Linked DNA regions of Homo sapiens: region 2 is linked to region 1. The links are chromatin contacts, found by Hi-C or POLR2A ChIA-PET in ENCODE. All regions are on one chromosome and are shown on one strand. The core of a region is the stretch at or near the end of the contact, and the rest is flanking DNA. Distances in the headings are between cores, read along the strand shown. Region 1 overlaps ARHGEF3 (Rho guanine nucleotide exchange factor 3). Region 2 has its middle 49 kb from the start of ARHGEF3-AS1.

Region 1 (6,537 bases), core at 2,497-4,996:
GCTCTGGCAAAAAACAAACAGATGCTTATTTGTTAGGCATTCAAATATGAACAGGGCTGGAAGTAGGTTCTGGGTTATTCACATTGCAGGCAATTAATAATCACTCACTCATTATAAGACAACTCAGTTAAGGCTACAAGTCACGACTCATCCTGGGAACAAAATTATACCTTCATGTAGAGGAATTAGAGAGTCCAGTGTTCCAAAAATTTGATTCAACTCTTGTTCTGTCATTATGGAGAGTTTCAGCATGGGGTCATGATAGGCCTGCACAAAAACGGCAAGAGATGGAAGCACATGTTTAAAATCAGAGGAAGTACATTGTTCATGTAAGTGGCTCCTGAGAGGTCCTATCCAATAACAAAACTTCTGGCTCTCTAACAACTTCTCCCATAAAGCTGCAGAAACAGCAGAGAGGTGTGGCTGGAGGAGAGGAGAAACCAGCACTGCCTTAAGCCTTTGTGGTTGATAAACCAAAGCAGATTTTTCAAAAGCTTTTTTATTCTAGTATGTCATATATCTAGGAAAGAGCACAAATCCTAGGTATAGAACAGATTTGACTGTTAAAATGTTTTCAAAATCAAGATCCTGCCTCTTAAAAAAATCCCACTTTATTCAAAACTAGCTACTAGCAGATTCTTTTTTCAATTAGTACATATTTAAAATAAAGAAAAAGAGGAAAGAAACAGTGATTGGTATCCTTTACTACTGATTTGAACAAAGAGAGCAAAGGTGATAATCCTATCACCTCTTACTAGAGAAAATTAAACAACAAGAATACACAGTTATACCCAGGGCACTAAAATAGAACACAAAGACTTAAAAGTCTCCTACCTTCAAGGAATTTTATAAAGCTAATGGGGAAGATAAGAAAAACTAAAATATTTTCTAGTTTATATTTTAGTTTCTGATCTCATGGAAAACTAAATCTATGTTTAAAAAATATTTTTTTCTTTTTTTTTTTGTACTTTTTAGTAGAGACAGGGTTTCACCATGTTGGCCAGGATGGTCTTGATCTCTTGACCTCGTGATCTGCCCGCCTCGGCCTCCCAAAGTGCTGGGATTACAGGCGTGAGCCACAGCACCCAGCCTAATTTTTGTATTTTTTAGTAGAGACAGGGTTTCACCATGTTGGCCAGGCTGGTCTTGAACTCCTGACCTCAAGTGATCCTTCTGCCTCAGCTTCCCAAAGTGTCGGGATTATAGGTGTGAGCCACCGGACCCGGCTTATGTTTAAAAATTAAAGATTAAAAACCAGACTGATGTCACAAGACAGCAAAAAGCCATCAAATCAAAACTGCTCTAGAAGGTCAGAGAATTAAAGCTGGAGTGGCCAAGGGAAGTTTTGAAGATAAGCTGCTTGGTACAGAGAAGGAGGCAATAAATGTTATGTAAGAATAAACTGAGATTTGAGCTGGTTCCTGAAGGATGGGTGGATATGAATGGTTGAAACGAAAGAGAAAAGTTTCTAGGAAGGTAGGGCCACCATAAGCAAAAGGATGGCTGGGAAACACCTGAAGGTGCTTGAGTTTGGCAAATCTTGATGCAGGAAAGGGGAGTTAGACACCAGCATGATAACTCTCAGAGTGAAATAACTTCTTTGTCCTCTCTGATCTCCTCCTCCTCCAGCTCTGCCTAAAACTCAGTTTCTTGGCTGTGTCCAAGCAAAGCTTGGGTGGCCATCTCTCAGGAATGCTAGAGGTGGAATTTCATCTTAGCAGAAAGACTAAAAACCCTTAAAAGAAGGGATGTAGCCTTCCAACCCTGTGATTCTTCGAGGAGGCTGTGAATATCAGATGAAGGAGTCTGGATTTTAGCCTCCAAGCCATGGAGTTGGGGGGCTGTGCCACTGGAACGAAAATGTTTTTGAGGAAGGTTTGTTGTCCTCCTCCTCCCCACACAAAATGTTGATTAGAAAACAAATTCCTATATAAAAGACCCCAACTTATATGATAGTATGCAATTGCCTCATTTCACTTTATTCACTTTTGAGATTCAAATGGCTTTATTTCTAAGACTCAGTTCAAGTTTCAGACATGCACACATTCTCTCCTATGGGCAAAGAGTCCTACATATGAGACTTCTAGGACAATGAAATATACATAAGGCGAGGCCTCCATGGACACTTTCTGATTTAGGCTGAAGTATTCTTTGACATGCATTAGAGACATACAGAGGTAAACCCCTAAAGGTGCCAGGTCTGGAGAGCTATTCTGCCCTCTTGTTTTGAAACACTTTCCCCACTGCTTGGTGTGTGGTAGCAGACCAGTCTTAGTCATAAAGACAGTTCTCACGAAGCACCACTTTAGGGTTGTGAAATTACTCAAGAAAAAAAATGTGACTTGACTCAAGTGACTGCTGGATTTAAATTTACCTTTTTTGCTAATTTCAAGTCTTCTATCAAGTCTTCTTCTCCTTGGGAAAGCTCAAAGATCGCCTGCAAGGAAAGATAAACATATTCACTGAATTCTCCCTTCATTTACAAGACCATATTCAAATAGTGCTGGCTCCACCACTCAAAACCCCAAATTTACATATTTAAGTATTTTAAGTTACGTTAACCTGAAGCAAATGCATCTATGCTTAAACCTGCAATGAAAAGATATTGCAAAACTGCTGCATATTGTGCTTCTCTGTTTGTGGGAGAAAGTTTCTACACATTTCTAGTCCAAAAAGTCATCTTTCATGTTACAGAACTTTGATGCAGCTGAACAAGAGGGAACTATTTTAGGTAAAATAATTACAGTGTGAGCCATGGATTTGGTACCCTTGTTGTGAGAGGCCATCATAAGAAGTGATTCAGAGGCTCTTCTAGATAATGGATGTGGCAGTATTATTAACTGGGCCATCCCCACTTTTTCTTCTACTCGACAGAAGGCGAATCTCAGCAGAAAGTTTTATTTGTATTATCCACTGCCTTGAGGCTGAGATTGTAGGAAGAATCCAACATTTTATCACTCCAAATACAACCTGGTGAAGTTAATTCATTCTAAACCACTTCTCAGCCCCACAGGTACAACAAATAAAATTATAGGCGCTGGCTGTGTGGAAGAGTAGGTAAATGGACCGTTTCTAATTTGGCTCTATTAAGCCATCATGCTAAAGAGCTATGATGCACAGAACACTCTTTCACTTCCATCTGGGAAGTCAAACTGTCAGCAAACATTACATTATTAAAGGAGTACAAGTTTGTAACGATATTTCAGGGTCTACTGTGTTTCAGGATATAGGGAAACAGTGGTCAGGCTTTGAAAGCTCCCTCCACCTGGGGCTGCTTGGTAAACTGAGGACAAAGCAGGTGGAGGCACAACCCTGAGCTGGATACTCCAAGGATCTCATCAGATGATGCACACATGAAGTGCTCAGCACAGCCTGGCACAAGCACTTAAACAAGCTCTTCTATACAGGGTAATATTATCAGAGTCATTTAGGGCAACTGATACAGAAAACTTACCGGGAATGAAATTAACTGGATTCTATAGAAAGGAAGTTTTCCATGAAGCTGAATCAAAGCTATGTAAACTAAATATTTTAAAATAGTCTATAAGTTGCTAACAAAATATAACTAAAATGATTATTTTTGTGAACTTCAGAATCCTAAATAGACACTTGGTTTCATCTTCTTGTAAATTCATATTTTCACATCAGTTTCTTTTTAAAGTGGGGGCCACACCCTCCCAGCTGGTTTCTGGTTTCTCAGTTCCTTCCCCAAGGTCAGACACTCTTGTTTATCCTTCTGCAAACGCAATGAAGAATTGATTTGGAGACTAAGGCGCAAATTCCAGCATGGCTGACGCTGCAATGCACCTTTGTTCCAGACACACAGCCAGCTCCATGGGCCCCGAGCCTACCTCCTGACGTTTGATTTCCTTGGATGTAAGCATCTGATTGACGCACACATCGAAGGTCTCACTCCACAGCTTGCTATCTCTCCGTTTCGTGCTCGAGGGGGCGGCATTTCTGGACCAGGGTCGGGGGGCGAGGATGTCAGGGCGGCTCTCACTGCGGAAGCTAATGGAGCGCTAAACAATGAGAAAAACAAACCATCACGGGGGCAGCGGCAGGACTGGGTGGATCTTTGAGCAGTTTCCTGTCGTTGACGGAACATAAATCATATATGTGAAAGAAAAAGAGGACATTGCCACAAGGCCTTTGGGAAGTGGGGCATTGTCTTGAGCCTACGTGCTAAGGAAAATTGGACAGGGGGCTGCTTTGGAACATGTGCTGGGAGTATCTGTTCTGTGTGACCTGGATACCAAGTGGACTATAGTGCAAGCACATATCAGGCCAAACTCACGCATGAAGGCAGTTCTTGGATACGTGATGAGCTCTACTTTTTTCCAGTGGACATCTCCCCTCTTTAAAAGAACCAGAGATAACAATAGTGGATGGCCTTTATTTATTCAAACATTTGGCCAGTACTCCTACTCTCCTCCTTCTATAAATAGAATCCCACTAACTTTGGGTATCCTATTACATATAGTTTTGGTGGGCACCCCCAGACCTGACCAATAGAGTATTCCACCATCCTAGTTCAGGGATGGGCATGTGATTCCCTGAAATTTGTCACATGAGTTACGGGAGAAAGGAGGAAAGAGTATTCCTTTGGGATTGTGAGTTCAAGAGAGAACACAAGCAGGGCCTTCCAGCAGCAACTCTCCCTAGTTACACAGAAGCATCTGTCTGCTACAGGAGAGAATAAAGAGACCCAGAATGAAGGATGGAGTGACCAATGGAGGCAGGAAGGGAGCAAGCTTTACCAATACTGCTTGAGCCTCTGGATCCCACTGTGCCTGAAACCAGAAAGAACCACCCTTAGACATTTTCATTACATATAGAAAGACATTTCCCTTTCTATTATCTCAGTTGGGGTTCTGTCAACTTGAAAAGTCCTGACTAATACACATACTAAATACCATCTTTGCAGCACATGATTCCTGTCCCTGAGGTATTTTCCTATTTCCCAAAGAGGCCGCAGAAGTCCACCTGTGTGACTTAAACATGCTACCAAAATGCTTTTCATGACAAATACAAATGATCCAGAAGAAAGCTGAGTGCATCATTTTCAGTCTTCATCCTAGAAGATTTCATCACACTTATTGGAGACTTTGCCAAAGCAATGAGGTTGCTGTGCTCCAAAACCACATTGTTATTTAGGAAGTGTTCCCTGCCATGGCTCTCTGTGGCCTTCAGCAGGAAGTTTCAACTCCTCATCTTGGCACAGGAAGTCTCTTGTAATCTGACCACAGTCTCCATATTTAGGATCCCATCCTGCCACTCATCCATGAGCCTCCATTTCTCCAACCATACTAGGCTATCTGTCATTCCCTAAATATGTCATGCTTTGCCATCCCTCTGTACTCCCTTCAAACAATCTTCTCTTCCTGGAATGTGTTTCCATCACTTCATAGCTGGCTTTTTTTTTTTTTTTTTTTTTTGAGACAGAGTCTTGCTCTGTCGCCCAGGCTGGAGTACAGTGGTGCGATCTCGGCTCACTGCAAGCCCCGCCTCCTGGGTTCACGCCACTCTCTTGCTTCAGCCTCCTGAGTAGCTGGGCCTACAGGCGCCCGCCACCACGCCCGGCTAATTTTTTGTATTTTCAGTAGAGACAGGGTTTCACCATGTTAGCCAGGATGCTCTCGATTTCCTGACCTCGTGATCCGCCCGCCTCGGCCTCCCGAAGTGCTGGAATTACAGGCATGAGCCACTGTGTCCGGCCATAGCTGGCTAACTCTTAACTGCCCTCGGGATGTAACTCAAACAGCACCTCCTCTAAGAAGTCTTCACCAACATTCTCCCATCCTCCTCCCCCAGAGCAATTCAGACATACTTCTGATATAGCAATGATCATACTTGATTATAATTATTGGTCACCTGCTCTTAACTAGAAACTTCCTGAGGTCAGGAATTGAATTTGCTTATGACATATGAGCCTTCATCACAAAGGCATTCTAAGGTAGTTCCCAGTTATTTTGAGATTCAACAATAAAATTCCAGAAAGTAAAGAAAAATTTTAAAAGGAACTATTCAACATAAGGGCATTGTTAAATAAGTTGTAAGTGGCTGGGCACAGTGGCTCACGCCTGTAATCCCAGCACTTTGGGAAGCCGAGGTGGGTGGGTCACCTGAGGTCAGCAGTTTGACACCAGCCTGGCCAACATGGTGAAACCCCGTCTCTACTAAAAGTACAAAAATTAGCCGGGGCGTGGTGGCATGTGCCTGTAATCCCAGCTACTCAGGAGGCTGAGGCAGGAGAATCGCTTGAACCCAGGAGGCGGAGATTGCAGTGAGCCAAGATCGTGCCACTGCACTCCAGTCTGGGCGACAAGAGTGAGACTCCGTCTCAGAAAAAAAAAAAAGTTATAATTACCTGCTGGATGGAATATTATCTAGACAATTCAGAGATAATTTAAAATGTAAACACCCCTTCTATGTAGCCTAAAATAAAATCAGGATTAAAAATCTATATGTGAACATTTTATAGTTATGCAAAAAATGCACATGAGCAAAGATATAAAGGGAACATCACAAAATTCT
Region 2 (7,367 bases), core at 2,121-4,620, 230 kb after region 1:
CTGAGAGCAGCCTGCGGCCTCGCCCCCTCGATCCCCTCACGCACATTCACCATGCCTCCTGGGCACTGGGCCCTGGCCAGAATGAACAAGCAGGTGAGAGGAAGGCACAGACTCTAACAAATGAGGATGTAAATGGACAACATACCCACAGGTGGGGCTGGGGGTGGGCAAGGGGAATTAGCAGCAAGGGGCAATGTGATGCCGCCTGGCTGGAAGGTCACCAGGGACACTCAGGGAGGTCCCTCTACAACAGGCTGCTGCTGCTGGGCTCCCAGAGAAGGCCCTGTTCAAAGACTCTCAAAGAGCCAGGCCTCAGAAACTTACCAAACATCAATATAGTGCAGTCACAAACACCCCAGCACGCTGCACTCTGCCAGATGCAACTTATTAACATTGTATTTGGGGCTCTGGAGTCTAGGAGGGATGCATGAATCACCAGCAGGGGGAAATTAAATGTAAAAGAAACCACACACCCACAAACTACCAGCAACCTAAAGAGCCCAACAAAAAATCAGGAAGTGCAGGGTCTTTAGGGGTGGACAGATTTGGGGTTTATCCTGCCTCCACCTGCAAAGGCTTCCCAGTGCCCTCAGACTGAATTCTCAGTTGCTTAAAAAGGCCTGTTGTCCCTAATCTCTGCCTCTAGTCTCTGAGACTGAAGGCAGCTCATCCCTCACCAGCCTCCAGAAATCTGAGTTTAACACATACAAAGTCTGGGGCCCCTGGGAGCTGTAGACAGAAAGGTTTGGCAACAGTGGGGAACTGGGATTTGCAGCTGAGGTCAAAGCCAATGTCCTGGCATGGCTGGGGTGACCAAAGGCAAGGACCTGCAGTGATAGAAGAGGCCGGAAGCAACAGCCCTGGGGACGGTGCAGTTGGGAGTAAGGGGTTGGGGGGAAGCCAGCAAATCGAGTGTTCCAGGAGGAGGCGGAGCCAGGACCCAATGCTGTGAAAGGGGAGTCCATGATGAAGACTGCACAAAACCCCCCAACAGCTTTGGCTCTCCAGATGGCTGGTCACCTCGAAGGCAGTTTCAGGGTAGTAGTGGGGGTAGTCACTGGGGAGGAGACAGTAGGTAGGAAAGAAGTGGGGGCAGAAAAGAGGATAAACGCATGCGAATTTTGAAAAAAAAAAAGATAAAAATAAAAATAGGTCTGGAGTGATGGTCATAATCTTAATAGTAATGATGGTCCATGGATATTGAATCCTTACTGCGGGTGAAGTGATGTTTAAAACACTTTGGAGGCCGGGTGTGATGGCTCATGCCTGTAATCCCAACACCTTGGGAGGCCATGATGGGAGGATCACATGAGGCCAGGAGTTCGAGACCTGCCTGGGTAAGATGGCAAAACCCCATCTCTACAAAAATTGAAAAAATTAGCTGGGCATGGTGATGCATGCCTGTAGTCCCAGCTACTAGGAAGGCTAAGATGGGAGGATCCTTTGAGCCCAAGAGGTCAAAGCTGCAGTGAGCTGTGATCGTCCCACTATACTCCAGCCTGGGTGATGGAGTGAGACCCTGACTCAGAAAACAAACAAACAAGTAACTCTGGGTTGCCAACGCCTCATTATAGTCCATACTTTCTGGACAGATTCTGTTAACATCACCATCTTGCAGATGAGGAATCTGGGGCATAATCATGTGCCGGCCACAGGGAGAGCAGAGCTCTGACTTCAGGGCTCCCCCTCTTTGTCTCTCAACTGTTACCAGCACCAGCACTGGGCTGAGCTCTGGGCAATGCAACGGCTGAGCAGGAGTAGGAGGGAAGTGTTTGGCACAGGAGGCTCCAGGCCCAATCTGCAGGCAGGAGGGAAGGAGCTGCTGGAAAGAGAAACAGAAGATGAAAGGGACTCTGGGGACGGGGTGATGAACACTCCTGGGCATGCCCTTAGCTAAGAGCCACTACACTGGGGTTTTGCTGAGAGCTTCTCAGCAGCAGAAACCTTGGGTCAAGCCCAATCCTACATAAACCTGGTAGAAGCAGAGTTGATCTAGAAGGAAGGAAAGGAAGGAGCCAGCCCCACTAACCTCACTCCCCCTACCGTGCACAGCCAATCCTGCAGCCACTAAGAGACCACCTCAGGAACATGGACACCTCAGGGCCTCCACTCACAGCGTATGCTCTCTGAGGGCTGGCTGGCTTTCTCTTCCTTTTCAATTTTCAAGTATTTGATTAACACATTCAAAACTAAAATAATTAAAATTAGCCAGAGATGCACTGTGTCTTGTGTGCACACCACTGGCTTACCACCTGATGTCCAGAGCATAAATGGGACTCCACAAATGGGTGACAGACAGGTATGGGCAACAGCTCTGAGGGGTCAACCTGGCTCCTCCTTCACCTGCTAAGTGACCCTCAGCAAGTACCTGACCCTCACAAAACCTCAGAAGTTCCAGCAGTTCCCCACCTCTTGGGACTTTAAGAGGGTTGTTTTGTTTTCTTTGGTTTTGTGTTTTGTTTTTGTTTGTTTGTTTTGAGATGGAGTCTCACTCTGTCGCCCAGGCAGGGGAGTGCAGTGGCGCGATCTTGGCTCACTGCAACCTTCGCCTCCCAGGTTCAAGTGATTCTCCTGCCTCAGCCTCCTGAGTAGCTGGGACTACAGACGCACGCCACCATGCCCAGCTAATTTTTTTGTATTTGTAGTGGAGACGGGGTTTCACCATGTTGGTCAGGCTGGTCTTGAACTCCTAATCTCGTGATCCACCCGCTTCGGCCTCCCAAAGTGCTGCGATTACAGGCATGAGCCACCCCACCTGGCCTAAGAGAGTTAAATAAGCTAGTAGTCATAAAAGTGCCCAGCACATGATAAGAGCACAATAAATGTCACCTGTCATTATTATTAATAGCATCAACAAGATTAAAAGTATGTTGGCAGGGAGAGGAAGAATCCACAGGAAAGAATTAAAGTGTCCCCATGGGAAGCACAGTGCCCTGCATGTCCCAGTGTTGTTCCCTACTAGGACTGGCCAGTGAATGCTCTGGTTTTTGCAACTGTCTCTTTAATTTTTGTACCAAAGGGAGGCAGGGCCCAGACCATGGAGGTGTGAAGCTCACGAGTTTGGCAGGCTGGGCTCATCTGGAGCCCAGTATTAATTAATTGGTGTTTATGCAACAGTATGTGCCCATCTGGCCCCGTTTCTGTCTGAATCTTGTGCTCAGAACCTTGGAGAATGCATCTCCCTCATGACTTTTCTAGACTTTGATGCCCAGACAACAGCAGATGCGGGTGTTAAAATAATAGCACCAACACTGCAACTCTAAAAGGGGAAGGTACCCTCTTGAGGACTCAAAGTTAAATTACAAATAGCTGGAAGACAATTTTTTCCAGGGCTCCTGCAGCCACTGAACGTTTCCAAGGAGAAAGACAGCACCGATTGTGAGTGAAGAGTGCCCTCTGCTGGCCGGTATTAGAAAACTTCAGTTGATTACTTCGTCCATGCCTCCCGGAGGGCTCCAGCTCCGCTGCCGGGTGGCAAGTCTCAAGTACCCTATTTAGTTCTTTTTTAAAATCTGAACTGAAAACAAAAAGTCTTCTTTTCCTAAAAGGATAAGAGATGAAAGAAAGGACAAGGTCAAGGAGCATTTTATTCCACTCCTCGCTTGCGTTTTTTTTTTGCTGGTGCACTAGAAATGGCCCTGTGGATGCTGTAGCGTGACATCTGCCTCAGAGAATACAAGTAACTTGGGGAGAGCAATCAAGTGTCCACAGGTGGCCCACAGCAGTGCCCCATTTCCATTTTAAGAGGCTGTCCTCTTGACTAGACTCCAAAGTGTACAGAGAGACACTCCGAGCCAAAACTGCTGCTTCCTTGCAGAAAACCCCAGCAGGTCTGTGCCCAGGGGGCAGGGGGCTCCTGGTGGCTGAGCAATCACAGTGGCTGAGAGCTGGCGCTGGATGGGTTGCTCTAGAATCATCCAGCCTGTGACACACGCCCAGACTCAAGCCCAGGACAGCACTCATCTGGCCTCTAGTAAGGCTGCTGCCTCCCCACAGCTGGGGCCCTCGTGGATTCCAGCCCCAGCACCACCCCTGCCCCACTCCCTAGGAACAACCCTGACTTCATCAGTGAGTTCTAACTCTCCTGGCTTTCTGCTCACTCAGACTTTACGCACGGGAGCCAACCTGGCTGAGCTTCAAACCCCTTCATCACTTCACAGCTGCAAGATGTCCCCATTGTGAACTTGACTTTCCTCCTCTGGAACAATAATGGGAGCCGCTATTTACCAAAGGTCCACTAACTGCCAGAAACTTCAAAGTAATCCTCATGACCACGCTATGGGACTGTGAGGGAGCTGATCTCCCCGAATCAAGGGCAAGAATTATTTAAAACAATGACGCTACCCAGCTTCGCTACCCAGCTTCCCAGCTTCGCTACCCAGATAAGGAAAGGCTCTGCCCCATCTACCATCTTCTTCCCTCCATTATGCAGTCTGAGTTCATCAGTTTCCATATGCAAAGTGCATTAATCAGAGGGGAGAGAAACAAGGACAGAGAGAGAAAAGAGAATACCAGAGGTGGGGTAGAAGAGGAAAGTCTTCTGGGGCAAAGCAAATGGAAGGAGAACTTTAGCAGAGTCCAGGGAAGGGCAAGAGAGGTTTCAGAACACCTGCAAGGTGGCTGGGCCATGGCTCACGCCTGTAATCCCACGACTTTGGGAGGCCAAGGCAGATGGATCACTTGAGGTCAAGAGTTCGAGACCAGCCTGGCCAATATGGTGAAACTCTGTCTCCACTAAAAATACAAAAATTACTTGGGCGTGGTGACGTGCACGTGTAATCCCAGATACACTCGGGAGGCTGAGGCAGGAGAATCACTTGAACCCGGGAGGCAGAGGTTGCAGTGAGCTGAGATCATGCCACTACCTGAGAGTAGTTTCCTAAAAGAGTTGGTATTGGTTATAAAATGGATCCCCCTTGACTATTCTTTGAGAGACACAAATAAAAAGAACTGCCTTTATTGTTAGCTAATGGATTTCAAATCTCTGAATGTAACCAAAGCCTAAGTCTGGAGGATTGTGGACTTTGCTATTTGCTTAGATTACATTACAATTTTATAGGTAAAAAAACAGGCGGAGACAGCCAGTAACTTGCTAAGGGTCACCCAGCTCATGAATGGCAGAGCTTAAATTCAACATCTCCACAACCCCAGCTCTATCTGTGAGGCTCTCTGCCTCTGAACCAGAGGAACAATAATCCTGCCTAAGGGGTCAGGTGAGGGGTGAGCGTGAGATGAGCCGTGTACACTCAGCTTTGCACAATGAATTGCACACTGTGGGTGAAGCCACAAATAACAGTCCCTTTCCTTCCCCTCCCTTTGTCCTAATCACCGAATTCTCCCTTGTTCTTAAGACCCAGTTCCTGCTTGATAACCTAGTTCTCACTGCTAGATTCCTGCCATGTCTTTTACCGCCCCAAGCCCTGTTTGGGTAACTGCCCCATTACCCTAGTCCCTCTCAGGCTGCTCACAGCTGGTCTTCCGACCCCAGACTCCTCCAGCATGAAGGCTGAGGTTCAACTTCCTAGTGGAAGGCTTTTCCTGTATTAATACCCTGGCCACTCACATGCCTGAGGATCCAACCTTTCCCCATTTGCTCATTCATTCAAGAAACAGTCACTAGTTCCTCCTTTGTGTCAGGTACTATGCTAGCCACTCAAGATAGAATGCTGTTAAAAAAAGAAAAAAAAACTGTCCCAAACTTGGAAATAAAGTATAACTTTTCAAAGTCATCTATCTACACCCCGAGTCTGCTTACAGGGAGGTTATTTTTGTTTGATTCACTATTTGCTTTTGATTAGGGCCCAGACTCTGTAAAGTTAAGTTGTTAACTTGTTAAAGATTGATAAATTTGATAAATTGCAAAAAAGAATTCTGTCAGATACAGTCTCAAAGGTTACAGTGTTATTTTCCTATGGGACATTAATCAGTTTTGTTTTGTTTTGTTTTTGAGACAGGGTCTCGCTCTGTCGCCCAGGCTGGAGTGCAGTGGCACGATCGCAGTTCACTGAAGGCTCTGCCTCCCAGGTTCAAGCAATTCTCCCACCTCCGCCTCCCGAGTAGCTGGGATTACAGGGGCATGCCACCACGAGCAGCTAACTTTTGCATTTTTAGTAGAGATGGGGTTTCACCATGTTGGCCAGGCTGGTCTCAAACTCCTGACCTCAGGTGATCCACCTGCCTCAGCCTCCCAAAGTGCTGGAATTACAGGCATGAGCCACCGCGCCCGGCCCATTAACCAGTTTTATATCTGAGTTTGCAATCTTATTCCAGCATTCTTTTTTCCATAATATTTTTCCATAATTCACTCACTCACTCTCACTCTCTCTCCCCTCCTCTCTCTGTGTGTGTGTGTGTGTGTGTGTGTGTGTGTGTGTGTGTGTGTGTTCCTGGATGGTCCTTAGAACCAGCTTTCTCATCCTCATCCTGCTAGTTCGCTCATTAATGAGTTAAATGTGTGTGTGTTCCTGGATGGTCCTTAGAACCAGCTTTCTCATCCTCATCCTGCTAGTTCGCTCATTAATGAGTTAAATAAATATTTTGCCCAGGCTAAGTATATATTTGTACAAGAGTCAGAGAAAAATGAACCTCTGTATGAGACCTGTGAAATCTGAAGAATGAAGGTGAGGAAAGCATTTCAGGCAGAGGTGGTGACACCATGTACAAAGGTCCTATGGTAGGGAGGATGGCTTTAAAAAAAAAAAAAAAAAAAAAAAAAAAAAAAAAAAAAAACAGAAAGAAGGTCATGTGGCCTCCAGCATCTGTCTCAATCAGCCCCAGCTGTACCAACATTATGAACTGACTGTCAACTTGAGTCCCTTCTGTCTGCTCCAGACACATGCAGTGGCTAAGAACACAGCATGGGAGAACTATGTTTCCTGGATCATGCCATCCTTCAGTCATCAGGGGATGAGCCAGGTAAAGGACAGTTGGTGAAGTCCTAAATTCACTGGACTCCACCCCAGGCACCAGCCTCAGCACATAGCACAGAGGACAATTACCCTCTGTGAACATGAGCTGCTCAGTGCCAGGTGCTCTCTCAACCCCAGCGCAGTCTGTGGCTTGGTCCAGCTTCCCAGTCTGCTTGTTCACTAAGTCAACATGGTTAATACCTGCACCAAGTCAATACCTGCTCAAGGAAGCTTTTTATTTTATTTTTTATTTTTTTGGAGATGGAGACTCACTCTGTTGCCTAGGCTGGAGTGCAGTGGCGCTATCTCGGCTCACTGCAACCTCTGCCGCCTGGGTTCAAGCGATTCTCCTGCCTCAGCCTCCCCAGTAGCTGGGATTACAGCTGCATGCCGCCATGCCTGGCTGATTTTTGTATTTTTAGTAGAGATGAGAGTTTCACCATATTGGCCAGTCTGGCC

The links. A loop is a pair of places that touch in the nucleus more often than their neighbours do. ChIA-PET counts read pairs that join two places held with the same protein, here RNA polymerase II (POLR2A). Pooled maps may share reads with other maps.
Region 2: a loop to region 1 is called in a map of endothelial cell of umbilical vein, with 4 times the contacts of the local background. The contact joins two enhancer-like sites. A Hi-C loop is called at or near these places in 1 of 168 maps with a recorded cell type or tissue (endothelial cell of umbilical vein) and 11 of 50 pooled maps. POLR2A ChIA-PET finds 5 or more read pairs at or near these places in 5 of 52 experiments (OCI-LY7, activated CD4-positive, alpha-beta T cell, activated CD8-positive, alpha-beta T cell and 2 more).

What each region holds. Positions count from the first base shown.
Region 1 is chr3:56,751,130-56,757,666 of GRCh38, forward strand. It overlaps ARHGEF3 (Rho guanine nucleotide exchange factor 3), which reads right to left. Exons shown (of 10, transcript NM_019555.3): 3 at 3,852-4,022; 4 at 2,375-2,437; 5 at 171-267; 6 at 1-3. Among named protein-coding and RNA genes, the nearest start is that of ARHGEF3, 48 kb to the right of the region's middle. Within about 2 kb of position 3,747, at least 19 of the 41 ENCODE cell types and tissues checked have a DNase peak (open chromatin) inside an H3K27ac peak, as active enhancers do.
Region 2 is chr3:56,985,686-56,993,052 of GRCh38, forward strand. It overlaps a transcript of ARHGEF3 not described here. Among named protein-coding and RNA genes, the nearest start is that of ARHGEF3-AS1, 49 kb to the left of the region's middle. Within about 2 kb of position 3,371, at least 7 of the 41 ENCODE cell types and tissues checked have a DNase peak (open chromatin) inside an H3K27ac peak, as active enhancers do.